2 separate regions of the Homo sapiens genome follow, and region 2 is linked to region 1. A link is a contact called in ENCODE Hi-C or POLR2A ChIA-PET data. All regions are on one chromosome and are shown on one strand. The core of a region is the stretch at or near the end of the contact, and the rest is flanking DNA. Distances in the headings are between cores, read along the strand shown.

Region 1 (7,723 bases), core at 2,956-5,455:
TCCTGTTTATTTAGTGGTTTTTATTTATGGTGAATTCTTGTATCTGGAAGCTTTATCCTGTGGGAACTCTGTGTTAAAGTGCAATGCCCAGGTAGGTGAATTAGGAAGATTGAGACACTTCCCACATGAAACCACTTTAAAATAAATTTTATGTTTAAAGCTTTCAAGCCCAGTAGCAAGTGTACATTTCAGGTTCACACACTTGTGAGTTGGAGCATATGGTTGGGCAGTTCTGAGCATTTCTCCATACTTCACCCAGAGCCAAGCCTGAGATAGGTAACATGGTGTTATGTAGGTACATTTTTCCCTTGTATAATCATTGTGTTGCTTTTCAGGGGTTCTGGCTTCAGATTGGGCATCTCTTATCTGGCCTCCAGCCCTGCTCAAGCCCCAGGCTTTTTATCTTCTTCCCTTGTATGTGGCTCATTCAAATTCAAACCGTAAGCCATGGAGGGTTGGCAGACATTCTCCACCCCCACCCATAAAAAGGCCTGCTCTACCCTGTTTCCCTCCTGCAATCAAGCTTTCTTACAGTTCGGCCTTCTTCTTATTCTTCTTTTTTTTTTTTGGAGATAGAGTCCCGCTCCATCGACCAGGCTGGAGTGCAGTGGCGTGATCTCAGCTCACTGCAACCTCCATCTCCCAGGTTCAAGCAATTCTCCTGCCTCAGCCTCTGGAGTAGCTAGGATTACAGGTGCATGCCATCATGCCCAGCTAATTTTTGTATTTTGGTAGAGACGGGGTTTCACTAGGTTGGCCAGGCTGGTCTCAAACTCCTGACCTCAGGTGATCTACACACCTCGGCCTCCCAAAGTACTGGGATTACAGACGTGAGCCACTGCGCCCAGCCAGTTCTGTCTTTTATTAACTTTACCATCAGCCAAGCAGAGCTTTGAAATAATAAGACAAATAATCCAATTTAAAAAGTGGGCTAAAGATTTGGACAGACATTTTACTAAAGAATGAACAGGCATGGTGGCTCATGCCTGTAATCCCAGTGCCTTGGGAGGCTAAGTCAGGGTGATTGCTTGAGCCCAGGAGTTTGAGACTAGCCTAGGCAACATAGTGAGGCTCCGTCTCTACAAATATAAAAAATAAAATTAGCTGGGCCTTGTGGTGCACGGCGGTAGTCCCAGCTACTAGGGAGGCTGAGATGGGAAGATCTCTTGAGTCAGGGAGTTCAAGGTTACAGTGAGCTATGATCATGCCACTGCACTTCAGCCCGAGCAACAGAGCAAGACTTGTCTGAAGAAAAAAAAAAAAAGATATACAGGGATAGCAAATAAGCATATGAAAAGATGCCTAACACTATTAGTCATTAGGGAAATGCAAATTAAAACCACAATGAAATGCCACTATATGAGAATGGTTAAAAATCAAAAAGACTGACAATATCAAGTATTGTCAAGAATGTGGAACAACTGGAACTCTCCTACATTGCTGGTAGAAGTGTAAAATGGTGTAGCTGCTTTTGGAAACAATTGAGCAGGTTTCTTATGAAGTTAAACATACACATACCATATATATTAGTTTTCTATCGTTGTAACAAATCATCACAAACAGTGGCTTATAACTACATTTATTTGTTAGCTCACAGTTCTCATGGTTCTATAGGTCAGCAGGCTTGAACATTGTGGCGGGTTTTCTGCTCATGGTATCACAGGATGGACTTGAAGGTGTTGACTGGGCTGAATTATCTTCTGGAGGCTGTAGGATGAAATCCACCTCCAAGTTCATTCAGGCTGTTGGCAGAATCCAGTTCCTTGAAGTTGCAGGACTGCAGTCACCATTTTCCCTTTTTTTTTTTTTTTTTTTGAGATGGAATGTCACTCCTGCTGCCCAGGCTGGAGTGCAATGGCACGATCTCGGCTCACCACAACTTCCGCCTTCCAGGTTCAAGTGATTCTCCTGCCTCAGCCTCCCAAGTAGCTGGGATTACAGACATACGCCACCATGCCTGGCTAATTTTGTATTTTTAGTAGAGATGGGGTTTCTCCATGTTGGTCAGGCTGGTCTTGAACTCCCGACCTCAGGTGATCAGCCTGCCTTGGCCTCCCAAAGTGCTGAGATTAAAGACGTGAGCCACCGCACCTGGCCTGCAGTCATCATTTTCTTGCTAGCTGTCAGCTGGGGCCTCTCTCAGCTGCTAAGGCCACCCACATTCCTTCTTAGGGGAGTCCTTCATCTTCAAGCCAGTACGGATGCATTGAATCCCCCCTGTGCTTCAAATCTCTCTGACTTTCTTTTTTTCTTGCCAGCATTTAAAGGGCTCACATGATTAGATTAGATTCCCTCAGATAATCTTGCTTTACCCTGTAAGATAATCATGGGAGCGATAGCTTAAGTTTTATAATCATAAATTTGACCCATAATCAAAGAGGTAGTGATTATCAGAGGGCTAGGTCACTAGGAGTCATTTTTAGAGCTCTGCTTACCATACCCAGCCATTCCACTCCTAGGTATCTACCTAAGAAAAGTAAAAACATATGTCTACCCAAAGACTTGTAGGTGAATATTTATATCAACTTTATTCATAATAGCTAAAAACCAGAATGAACTCAAATGTCCATGAATTGGTGAATTAATAAAACAAATCGTGGTATATCCACTCTGTAGAATACTACTTACCAAGAGAAATACACAGACTCCTGACATGCATCACAAGAAGAAATCTCAGAAGCACCATGTTACATGACAGACTACATATGATTTAATTTATAGGAAATTTTAGAAAAAGCGAAACAGGAGGCAGATCAGTGGATGCCTGGGGTCAGAAGGTAGCGGGAAGGGACTGGCTGTAAAGGGGTACAAGGGAACTTCAGGAGTGATGGACGTGTGCTATGTCATGATGTGGTGGCAGTGACAGGACTCTATACATTTGTCAATACTCATTGAATTGTACAGTTAAAATCAGCGAATTTCATTGTATGTAAATTATAACAACAAAATTGGCAAAACAGTCTTTTTTAAATACTTCATTCAGCAGTTTAAGATGCTCTATATTGGGAGTTTCTCTACACATTTAATTCACAAAATTCACGTGAGACTTTCTTAACATGCCTAAATATGTCTATATTTTAACCGATAGCACTTACTGTAGGTGGGCTTGCATAGGTATTTGATGATTACCTAGCTCCCTTGTGCTAGACCGTAAACCCAAGTGGACAGGCCACCATTGTACCCATACCTGGCACATACTGGGCCTTTAAGAAATATTTGTTGAATAAATGCATAACCCCTCCCCCAGAGCAAATCTGAACACTGGAAAATCTGATTATACATCTTTCCTCCAGCTGATCTCTGATTACCTTCGATTTCATTACTAAAATCTTTTCTGAGCCACAAATGAAAGTGGGAGAGTTAGAAATCTTTCATTTAACCCCATTATGTTATAGAAACCACTTATCCTGGCTGCATTTATCTGGGCTGCATGCCCAGTGTGCACTCAAGAGTGTCACCATATGGGCTGAGATGGAGGACATTCAGCAGCCAAGGGCTGCGTCTGTGGGCTGCTGTGTCTGACCTCGCTGATCTCCTTCCATTTCCAGTCTTCTTTTGTTACCACAGACTAAGCATCCTATTTCACCTCAAGGCTTAAATCCAAGGTTTTCCTTTTAATGCATACATAATTCGTCTAAGCATTAAAACATAGTATTAGTCAGAGGGCAATGTGATTGGAATCAGGTGAGAAATCAATGGAAGCCAAAGAATGCAGAGGCCTTTGGGCTGGAGCCAACAGCCCCTTCGGAGAGGACTGAGGCCAGGAAGGCACCAGACGTTTCTCTGTTTAGGGAATGAATTACATCATCCATTCATTTGACCTTGGTCTTCAGTTACTTATCTATAAATGCCACACCCTCCTCCTTTCCAGGTCAGAACCAAGGTGCAAAAATGCCAAATGCCAAAATCCTTCCTGGTTATTGTGATCGATCAACAGGAAAAAAACAAAACAAAAAATAACAACAACAAAACACACACACAAGAATCAGGCATTTCTCTTGTCTTTGTATAGAAATCTGTAAGCACAAATTGTATAAATTTGGTGGCTTCTCTTAAAATGTAATGTAGTACACATTGGCTATTTGATACCCTGCATCTATATTCTCTCCTGGATACAAGAACACAGATTTCAAGAGTGAATTTGGCTTGAGTGGGACTGAACCCTCCCCAAGTGCCTGGAGTGGTTTCTGGCTGGCTTAAACCAATGGGCACACCCACCATGGCCCCAAGCCAAATGGACTGGTTTGGAGACTGGCACTACCAAATCAGAGGCAACAAGCCAGGAGGACATTTGCCGGGGCTTTTGGGAAGAATAAACCTATTTTATAGTAGCTCTGAAAAAGAGACCACCCTTTTTACCCGAATGGTGAATTTTGGAGCAGCTACAGCCTTTTTCCAGTAATCGAGATCCTGGAGCAGCCTCTGGGGCCACCTTGTGGAATCTGTGGATAAAGCCAACACCATATAAAGCAGATTGAGGACAGAAGGCAGGCTGTTGGTGACATTTTTTGAGCTGCTGGATCAAATGTCACCTGAAATTATTACCTTTAGAGTTTTAGTTACCATTAAGTCAATAAACTACCTTTCTCTTATAGGCCAGCCTGGTTTCAATTTCCTTTTGTATTTTGTGCAAATCACTTTCATTTGTAATTTTTTTAAAAAATTTTTATTTATTTATTTATTTATTTATTTATTTTATTTATTTATTTTTTGAGACAAGGTCTTCCTCTGTTGCCCAGGCTAGAGTGCAGTGGCGCCATCTCAGCTCACTGCAACCTCCGCATCCCAGGTTCAAGCAATTCTCGTGCCTCAGTCACTGAGTAGTGGGGATTACAGGTGTGTGTCAACACACCCGGCTAATTTTTGTGTTTTTAGTAGAGACGGGGTTTCGCCATGTTGCCCAGGCTGGTCTTGAACTCCTGAACTCAAGTGATCTGCCTGCCTCGGCCTCCCAAAGTGCTGGGATTACAGGCGTGAGCCACCATGGCTGGCCAAGTCTGTTCTTAACCAGTTCTCCATACTCTTCTCAAGTCAAACCTGTCTACCACAGTTGAAATCATTCCAGTATTTCATCCAAACAACAGTCATTCATTACTACCTTACCCTAATCCAACCGGAGATCATGAAAGCTCTTTTCTGTAAATGAACCACCCTCCACCTGCCCTGAAATTCCTGCCACTCTTTGTCTCTCAGGGCTGACACAGAGGAGGAGAGAACTCCTTGCAGAAGTGGGAAAGTTGTGGGTTTGGAGATTCACACTTTGCTTTCCCACCCATCAGTTAAAATCTTGGGCACCCTCAGTCGGAAATCTCCCTTTCGCAGACCAAAGCAGGCAGCTCCTTTGGAGAAGCCTAGAGCCCTTCCACCTCCTCTTCATTTCTGTGGCTGCCTGGCAGCTGCTGGCTGCACACCTGTGCACAGGGCTCCATTGTTTTCCCTGTGCACTTGTCTCATGCTTTCTCTTAAAATGTTGCCCCTTCTCATTCTTGAAGCACAAAAGCACATAGCATGGGTCTAATATATTGTCAACAATTTTTTTTTTGAAATAGAAAGAAAGAGGCTGGGCATGGTGGTTCATGCCTGTAATCCCGGCACTTTGGGAGGCCAAGGCGGGTGGATCACCTGAGGTCAGGATTCCGAGACTAGCCTGGCCAACATGGCAAAACCCTGTCTCTACTAAAAATACATATTAGCCGGGCATGGTAGCACATGCCTGTAATCCCAGCTACTCTGGAGGCTGAGGCAGAAGAATCACTTGAACCCAGGAGGCAGAGGTTTCAGTGAGCTGAGATGTATCACTGCGCTCCAGTGTGGACTACAGAGCAAGACTCTGTTAAAGCAAAAAAAAAAAAGAAAGAAAGGGAAGGGAAGGGAAGGGAGGAGGGAGGGAGGGAGGGAGGGAAGGTAGGAAGGAAGGAATGAAGGGAGGGAGGGAGGGAGGGAAGGAAGGAAGGAAAAGAAGAAAGAAAGAAAAAGAAAGAAAGAAAGAGAAAGAAGGAAAGAAGGAGAAAGAAAGAGAAAGAAAGAAAACAGAAAGAAAGAAAGAGGAAAAGAAAGAAAAGTATTTGAACAGCAGTGTGGTCTGTCACTGGCTGGCTGGTTCCGCAAGGGGAACTGGGATTTTTGCAAGCACCTACCCAGCTCCTCTATGCATGTCTTTTTTTTTGAGCTGCCCCACACTCTAGTAGGCAGGTATCTTATTCCTATTTTACAGATGGGGAGACAGGAGGACTTGCCCAGGGTCACAGAGCAGTGGTGTGGCCACTCTTTGAACCAGGCTGTGTGGTTCTAATGCTTAGGCTCTCATACTGCACCACCCAGGGAAAAGCCAGGACTGTGGGCTGGGGGCAGCTGGGCCTTCAGGTTGAGAATGAGAAGCACTGCCGTACCAAAGGCCACCAGGATTGCCAATCAAAGCAGGAATTAAGTCCCCACGTGGCACCTAATAAAAGGCTGAGGAGAGCATGGCCTTAGAGTCAGGAGCAACAGGGAGGCCAGGCACAGTGGTTCGTGCCTATAATTCCAGGACTTTGGGAGGCTGAGGTGGGAGGATGGCTTGAGCCCAGGAGTTTGAGACCAGCCTGGGCAACATAGGGAAACCCTGTCTTTAAAAAAAAATTAAAAACTAGCTGGATGTGATGGCATACACCTGTGGTCCCAGCTACTCAGGAGGCTGAGCTGGGAGGATCATCTGAGCCTGGAGGCAGAGGTTGCAGTGAGCCGAGATTGCACCACTGTGCTCCAGCCTGGGTGACCCTATCTCAAAGAAAAGAAAAGAAAAGAAAAAGAACGTCAGGGAAGTGGGGAAGAGACAAGAGACAAGGAGTGTGGCAAAGGACCAGAAGCAAAAACCCAACTTTTTGTTCCCTTCATTTTGCCCAAAGTAGCCACAGCTTTAATGGGGAGTGCAGGCAGCAGCGGCCTGGTAAGGGCTGCCGCATCCCGGGGGACTGAGGTCACAGTCTCACTGTTGCTCAGAACTCCATGGTAGCTTCTTTCTGCTGAGCAGGGCCTTCCCCTGAATTCCTGTTAAACCTCAATCTTTCCTGGTCATATGAACATTCATTATGTGGTTTTATGACATTTTGTCATCCTCTATTCCCTGTCTCCAACAACCCCAACAAAAACATGTCTTTCTGGAGATGGATGGTGATGATGGTTGCACAACAATGTGAACGTATTTAGTGCCATGCAACCGTATGCTTAAGAATGGTGAAGATGGTAAGTTTTATGTATATTTTACCACCATTAAAAACTGTGATAAAAACGTGCTTATCCAAACTTTTCACTGACTTATACTTAGGTACTGTGACTTTATGGCCACACTGAAACATTCTAGAGGCTTGTACCAAATGTTCCCCACCCATTCCATCCCCCACTTCAGCCTCATTCACACTTCTACAAGCTGAGGCCAGTCTGGACTGGACAAGAGGGGTCAGGTGGGTGGGCATGGGGGGAGGGGGCCTGTATTAGTCAGGGTTCTCTAGAGGGACAGAATTAATAGGATAGATGTATATATAAAAGGGAGTTTATTAAGGAGTATTGACTCACACAATCACAAGGTCCCACAATAGGCCATCTGCAAGCTGAGGAGCAAGGAAGCCAGTCTGAGTCCCAAAACCTCAAAAGTAGGAAGGCTGACAGTGCAGCCTTCAGTCTGTGGCCAAAGGCCCAATAGCCCCTGGCAAACCACTGGTGTAAGTTCAAGAGTCCAAAAGAACTT
Region 2 (7,723 bases), core at 3,542-6,041, 150 kb before region 1:
TTGGCTGGGTGTGGTGTGCATACCTATAGTTCCAGCTACTCCAGAGGTTGAGATGGGAGAACCACTTGAGCCTATTGAGCCCAGAGTTTGTATTCAGCCTGGGCAACAAGGTGAGACCCCATGTCTATTTTTTTTTTTTTGAGATAGAGTCTCGCTCTGTCACTCAGGCTGGAATGTAGTGGCGCGATCTTGGCTCACTGCAGCCTCTGCCTCCTGGGTTCAAGTGATTCTCCTGCCTCAGCCTCCCGAGTAGCTGGGACTACAGGCATTTGCCACCACACCTGGCTAATTTTTGTATTTTCAGTAGAGATGAGGTTTCATCATGTTGGCTAGGCTAGTCTCAAACTCCTGCCCTCAGGTGATCCGCCCACCTGGACCTCCCAAGGTGCTGGGATTACAGGCATCATCCACTGTGCCCGGCCCCCATGTCTATTTTTAAAATAAAAATAAAATTAAAAAAAAAAAGGCAAAGAACCTGAATAGACATTTATCAAAAGAAGACATACAAATGGCCAACCAGTATATAAAAAATGTAATCTCAGCACTTTGGGAGGCTGAGGTGGGTGGATCACAAGGTCAAGAGATCAAGACCATCCTGGCCAACATGGTGAAACCCTGTCTCTACTAAAAATACAAAAATTAGCTGGGTGTGCTAGTGCGTGCCTGTAGTCTCAGCTACTTGGGAAGCTTAAAACTGGGAGGCAGAGGTTACAGTAAGCTGAGATCACGCCACTGCACACCAGCCTGGCGACAGAGTAAGAATCTGTCTCAAAAAAAAAAATGTTGAACATCACTAATCATCGCGGATATGAAAATTAAAACCACAATGAGATAATACCTCATACGTGTTAGAATGGCTATTACCAAAAACACAAAAGAAAAAATTAGTCAGGTATGGCGGCACATATCTGTGGTCCCAGCTACTTGAGAGGCTGAAGTGGGAGCATCTGGAGGTTGAGGTTGCAGTGAGCCATGACCTCGCCATTGTACTCCAGCCTGGGGAAACGAGCCATGATCTCGCCATTGTACTCCAGCCTGGGGAAACAGAGCAAGACTCTGTCTCAAAAAAAAGACAAAAGATATCAAGTGTTGGCAGAGATGTGGAGACAGTGAACCCTGGCACAGGTTGGTGGGAATGTAAATTAGTACAGCCATTATGGAAAACAGTATAGAAGTTCTTCAAAAAATTAAAAATACAATTATCATATGAACCAGCAATCCCAGTACTGGGTATATATCTGTTAGAAACAAATTTTCGGTGCCGCAAAGAAATAGCACTCAAACATAAATTTAATTTTCTCAGCAAGGCAATTTTTACTTCTATAGAAGGGTGCGACTTGCAAACGGAGTAATGGTGAGAGCACACCTGGACAAGGGAGGGAAGGGGTTCTTATTCCTGACGCAGGTAGCTCCTACTGCTGTGTTGTTCACCTATTGGCTAGGGTTGGACCACACAGTCTAAGCTAATTCCGACTGGCTATTTTAAAGAGAGTACAGGTATGAGCCAGAGTGGTGGGGTGAGTAGTTTGTGGGAAGGATGGTTAGGAACAGGTAACTAAAGGTGACTTAGGTCAGAGCAGGTGACCAGGGGTGACTCGGGTCAAAGCAGGTGATAGGGATGAGTCAGGACAGAGCAGGTGACCAGGGGAACAAATGTGAACTACCGATTAAAACTGATGGAAAAAGTTGTTTACTGAAACTACAAGGAAGTTAAACTTTAAAATGGAGGACAAAGAACTGAACATACTGACATACTGATTCTTTGAAAAGAAATCTAGAACTCACTGTATCTAACATATCTAAAGAAACTGAAGTCAAGATGTCAAAGAGATATCTGCATCCTCATGTTTCACTGCAGCACTGTTCACAATAGCCAAGATATGGAATCAACCTAAGTGTCCATCAACAAATGAATAGATAAAGAAAATGTGGTATATATATACACAGTCTTTCACTGTGTGTATATATATATATACACATACACACACAATGGAATACTATTCAGCTTCAAAAATTGAGGAAATCCTGTCATTTGTGACAATATGGGTGAACCTGGAGGACATTATGCCAGGCACAGAAAGACAAATAATACATGATCTCACTTATATGAGGAATCTAAAAATGTTGAATTCATAGCAACAGACAGTAAAATAGTGGATACCAGAGGCTGGGGAGGGTGGGGGTAAAAGGACTGGAGAGATGTTGATCAAAAGACAGAAAAATTTAGTTAAATAAGAGGGATAAGTTCAAGAGAACTATTGTAAATCATGGTGACTATAGTTAATATATTATGGCTAGGCATGGTGGCTCACGCCGGTAATCCCAGCACTTTGGGAGGCTGAGATGGGGAGATTGTTTGAGTCCAGGAGTTTGAGACTAGCCTGGGCAACATGGCGAGACCCAACCCCTAAAAAAAAACAAAAACAAAAATTAGCTGGGCTTGGTGACATGCAGCTGTGGTCCCTGCTACTTGGGAGGCTGAGGTGGGAGGATCACCTGAGCCCAGGAGGTAGAGGCTACAATGAGCCATGATCACGCTACTGTACTCCAGCCTGGCCAACAGAGCAAGGCCCTGTTTCAATAACAAGAAAAGAAATATATTATATACACTTGAAAGTTGCTGAAAGAGTGGATTGTAAGTGTTCTCTATAAAAAAATTGATCAATATGTGAGGTAATGCATATGTTAGCCTGATTTAGCCATTCAATAAGGTATGCATATATCAAAACATCATGTTGTACACCATGAATATATACATATTTGGAGATTAGGTCTTTGAAGGGGTGATTAAATTAAAATGAGGCTGTTAAAGCGGGGCCCTAATTCAGTATGATTGGTGTTCTTATAAGAAGAGGAAGAGACAATAGGGGCTGAGCCACAAAGAGATGACTATGTGAGGACAAAGAGGCAAGAAGGTGGCCATCTGCAAGGACAGAGGCCTCAGAGGAAACCCACCCTCCCAGCACCTGGATTTTGGACTTCTAACTCTAAAACAGTTCCAGTTTTTCAGAACTGTGAGAAAATAAATGTCTATCATTTAAGTCACTCAGACTGTGGAATTTTGTTATGGCAGCCTTAGCAAACTAAGACAGCATCTTTACTTCATTGATAAACTCAGACATCGTGCTGCATGCCAGGCACTGTTCTAAGTTCTTCACAAATGTTTACACATTTCAACACCTTTCCAGCAGTGCCAATACATCACTATGGCTGCATTTCTCAGTAGGTACGAGGGGAGAAGATATACCCCCTTGTCCCTGGGGTGGGATCTGGAGAATCAAAACCAATATAGTTTGAGCACAGGAAACTCCTGAAAGACATGTCTCTTTCCTCAAGTGGGTATCAGAGGTGATGATGATTATGATGATGATGATGATGAATAACAAGAGTAAAATCTTAGCTACCATTAATTGAGCTCTTGCTGTACACAGGCACATGCCACGTATATTACAAGAATTCTCTCATTTCACCCCCAACAGCAACCTTAAGATTTAGGTAATATTTCATTCCCTTTGTTTTACAGAGGAGAAAACACTGTTCAAAAAGGGTAAGTAAGCCAGTTGCCCAGCTGGTGAGAAGAATCAAGATTCCAACCCAGATCTGCCCAATTCCAGTTCTGAGTCTTTCACTGCACATGGCCTAGGGGAGTAGACTGGGGTCACTTGGTGGGAGGTGTGGGGGATGGAGGTTTAAATGGGAAAATGAATTTGTTCGTAATGCAAGAGATCAGTGGGGAGCCAGCAGGTTTTTTGAAAAGAAAAGGTAGTAGGGATAATCTAAAAGCCTTAACAATTACATGTACAAAAACAATAGCTCTCATTCATTTAGCTCCTCCTACATGTCAGGCATTCAGCTTGGAACTTAGAATAGTTCTGATAAGCAGATATTTTTGCATTTTCATTTCATGGACATAGAAGTTGAAGTACAGGGAAGCTGAAAGATTTGCCCAAGGCTCAAGTAAGTGGCTGAACCGGAGTGGCAGACCTGGGCGCCTCCCAGTCCTGCATCCACCCAAGCTCGTCCACTCTGCTCTGGTGGAGAATCAACAACCCCTGCACCCATATCGCACATCTGGCCGTGAATGTATGAGGGCTTCCATGCTCTGAACAGACAAGTTACATATCATATCACCGTCTTTGCGAAGATTCAGCCTGAAGCATTAACATTGAGCAGCTCTGCCCAAGAACGTTCCACAGAGCCTTCATTTCCCAAGACGTTCCAGGGAAAAAGTTCTATGGTTGGAAGTTTGGATGTGCTGCCTGTTATCTATCCCTCTCCTGCCTCAGAGACCTACAATGTACATCAGCAGATTCTAAAGGTTTTAAGAAGTTCTGCAATTTAAAAAAGTCCACTTCCTTCATTTAGCCTAAGGTTTCCCAAATTTATCTGAACCATAGAATTGTTTTTCTACATGTGCCAGCTAATATACAGTGCAGCACTCTTTCAGAGATACTGCATTGTTAAATGGAAGAGGGAGGAAAAGAAGTCTGCTGGAGCTACTTTTTGAAGCTAACTAAAATGCAGACTTTTCTCCCTTAAGAATCATCAAGCCCTTTGCTGTTTACATTTAGTTGCTTTCTACTGAGAACATAGAAAGTTTAAAAAGAGAGAGACCATAAATCAGAGGAGGGAAGGGCTATTTGCATTCCTAACTCTCTTGGCTCATCGGGTACCTTCTTGCTTCCACCCCAACCCCGCCTCAACCCCATTCTTTCTCCAAGTTTCCACCCCTCCTCCTCTCCTTGGGGCTGCTCTCCAGCTACACACAGCTGGAGGTGGTTGCAACTTGCAATGCACACATCCCCTCCCTCCTGCAATGCCGATGCAGTGACAGGGAGGCATCACATGCTCTGCCAACCGTACAGCCTCAGCTCTGGCACAAGAAGACCCTCCCAGGGAAGAGGGGCGTTGGTGGTGGGGGTTAGGGGGAGGATTGCCAATTTTTCCTTCAAGATTTTCAGATTACGGGTGCTATGATTTTTCTATTTCTCTTTTTGCTTATTTTCAGCTTGTAATTTCCTACAATGAATATGCAGCACTTGTGTCTTAAGGAAGAGGAAGAAGAGAAAGGAGGGAGTAGGGAGGAGACTAGAGGCGGAGGAGAAGGAAATACCATCTCTGGAGGAGACTGCATAAGCTCGACTAACAAAATATATCAAATTTTATAGCAGTACATCTCCTAACACCTGCAGGTAGAGTTCTGGGCTGCAGTGTTGCTATTTGCAATGACACGTGCCCAGTTACCCCTTAACCAGTGCCAGCTCAGGCGTCGGGCACAGAAGCCCTCTCCTTACCCACTCGAAAGATCAAATCGTCTTCGATGGGATTCTCTTTTCGTTTTCCAGTGCTGTACATGCTTGCGGGTCTTTTCACAGCTTTCTGCTTGACGTGGCCGCTCCCCGGGGACTTAACGCGCCTCTTCACGCCTTCTGTGGTGGGAGACACATCAGCGGATCGGATCACTTTCAGCTTAAACGGGCTGCCTCGGATGTGCTGGTCATAGAGTCTCAGAGACAGGGTAAAGTCCCCTTCCTTCTGGACAGTGTACAAAAACTCATAGGTGCCGTTCTTGTTGTCCAGGATCTCCCCGTCTGCCACGCTCCCGTCGGGGGTGCTCAGTTCGGCGGTGAGGTAGGCGTTGCCGGTTTTGCACAGCTCACCGTCTTTGTCCTTGGTGGTGATGGTGACGGACATGGGCTGCCCGATGATGGTCTGCCGCAGCCCCTCGCCCGTGGCCACTGTCTCTGAGGCAACGGCGTTGGTGGTTAAGATCGTCCCGAGGTTGTGGATGGACTTCTTCAGCCCCTCGGTTTCCACGATGAAATCCAGCTGGTCGTTCTCCCGCGGGTGCAAGGGGAAGTCCTGGTCGGCCAGCTCGTTCAGCTTCTCGCTCATCTGCTTCTTCACCAGTAGGACCTCGGTCTCCGTGCCATGGTTGAGGGCCTGCGCTGTGAAGTTGCTGCAGCTCTTAATGCTCTCCTGCCCCTGGAGCAGAGTATCCAGCTGCGACTGGAGGACCTGCGGGAAAACCGGAGGCCTGGTGAGCTCGTCCCACAGGGCGGGGCCTAGCCCGGGGCAGTGCCCTCCACCGGCGAGAAGGAGACTCTACACCTGCCCACGCAGGTGGCTCTGAGCAAGCGGTGTTTGTCAACCCAGGGAACCCAGTGCTAACGCAAAGTCCTAAACTGCATTCCCAGTACCTTTTCGAGGTTTCCCTTCCGCCTCGCCCTCTCTTCCACACATGTATTTCTTGGCTCATGTGTTTTGGAGAGGGGAAAACAGAAAGGTCACTACCAAGAGCATAGCAAATTAATTGCTATGCCTGACATCTGAAATATTCATTATTCAGTATCTTTCCCCATGTCCCCATGTCCATCACCACCTAAAGGAACAGGAAGTAAACAAATGAAAACTCTCCACACCTGAACATCAGAGGTTTCTCATCCCTGTTTTGTGAACAGACATGCAGAGTTAAACAAAGGCTGCAGTCAGGGTTCATTTTGAAGCTGACTAACAGGTTGGTGTGGGTGAGAGAGCAATTAAGAAACTATTTCATGTTATAACTGAGGAATGAAAACAATCCAGTTTAACTCTAAATGCTAAAAGCATTACATTATATTCAACCTTGCCTCTTGTCAAATTATAAACTAGTACTTAAAGTCACAGAGTCATCGAATTTTGCTGAAAATAGGGGAAAAAATAGCTGGATATTACATTCAGTGAAAACTATAGTTTACTATACAATGATGACACTTAAGGACCCCTTGTTGCTATTAGGAAACAATAAGCTAGTGCCCTTGGATATCATGTCTCTTCCAGGACATCTGTAATGATTCTGGTCTTACTTTGTGTTTGAGGCCATAGTTGACCTCCAATTCCATAAGCAGCACACTCTTGCGCACATTTAAAGTCTTCTGGAGCTCATCAAAGGTGGAATGAATGTCATCCACGATGCTGGCCTTTTGGTTGGTTAACTGATGAATGATTTCAGAGATGAACTGAAGAGCAGAATCTATTTCTGGGAGCCTGGTGGACAGTTGTTAAAGGTCGTTATTTAACCTCAACCCAGAAATATTCCAAAATCTATCTAAACACTACATTTTGTTTAAAAAAATTCTATGCCTTTCATCATCTTTAAAAAAACAATAACCAGAGAACAGAATAAGATATGACATAATTACTGCCTTAGAGAGAAGAGATTTTGTCTCTTCAGAGACAATCAAAATTGTCAATTTCAATCTACCATCAATTGTCCAATTTTAATAATTAATTAAGTGTATAGACTTGAAGCTCTCTGAAAAGCCATTCTGGCCAGGTTAATTCTTCGTTGCAGGGGCCGTCTGGTGCATTGTATGATGTTTAACAGCAGCCTGTCCTCTACCAGATACCAATAGCTCTCCCCGCCCTGCCTCCCTCTCCCCAACCCCCTGCCAAAACACACAGTTGTGATACCAAAAATGTCTCCAGGCATTGCCGAATGGCTGAGAACCACTATTCTAGATAGCTGTATCTTTTACCCTAGCCACATAAAACATTTATCCAAACCCAGTTTCTTGAGAACTTCTCGTAAGTTTCCAAGTTCTTTGAATTACTATAGAACAACCACACTTTTCTCACTACAGCTATCAGTGGAGAGATTTATTTTGTCTGCTTTTCTGCTGGCTTCTCATTTCCTCTCTTTGGTCTTTTTCATGCACCACTCAGCTACTCTGTTCTTTCATTT

What was found. A loop is a pair of places that touch in the nucleus more often than their neighbours do. ChIA-PET counts read pairs that join two places held with the same protein, here RNA polymerase II (POLR2A). Pooled maps may share reads with other maps.
Region 2: a loop to region 1 is called in a map of mammary epithelial cell, with 7 times the contacts of the local background. The contact joins two enhancer-like sites. A Hi-C loop is called at or near these places in 6 of 168 maps with a recorded cell type or tissue (GM13977, endothelial cell of hepatic sinusoid, gastrocnemius medialis and 3 more) and 5 of 50 pooled maps. POLR2A ChIA-PET finds 5 or more read pairs at or near these places in 5 of 52 experiments (BJ, H1, T-cell and 2 more).

Annotation. Positions count from the first base shown.
Region 1 is chr4:153,139,838-153,147,560 of GRCh38, reverse strand. No RefSeq gene overlaps it. Among named protein-coding and RNA genes, the nearest start is that of TRIM2, 61 kb to the left of the region's middle. Within about 2 kb of position 4,205, at least 12 of the 41 ENCODE cell types and tissues checked have a DNase peak (open chromatin) inside an H3K27ac peak, as active enhancers do.
Region 2 is chr4:153,293,608-153,301,330 of GRCh38, reverse strand. It overlaps TRIM2 (tripartite motif containing 2), which reads right to left. Exons shown (of 12, transcript NM_015271.5): 5 at 6,846-7,026; 6 at 5,295-6,018. Among named protein-coding and RNA genes, the nearest start is that of MND1, 47 kb to the left of the region's middle. Within about 2 kb of position 4,791, at least 6 of the 41 ENCODE cell types and tissues checked have a DNase peak (open chromatin) inside an H3K27ac peak, as active enhancers do.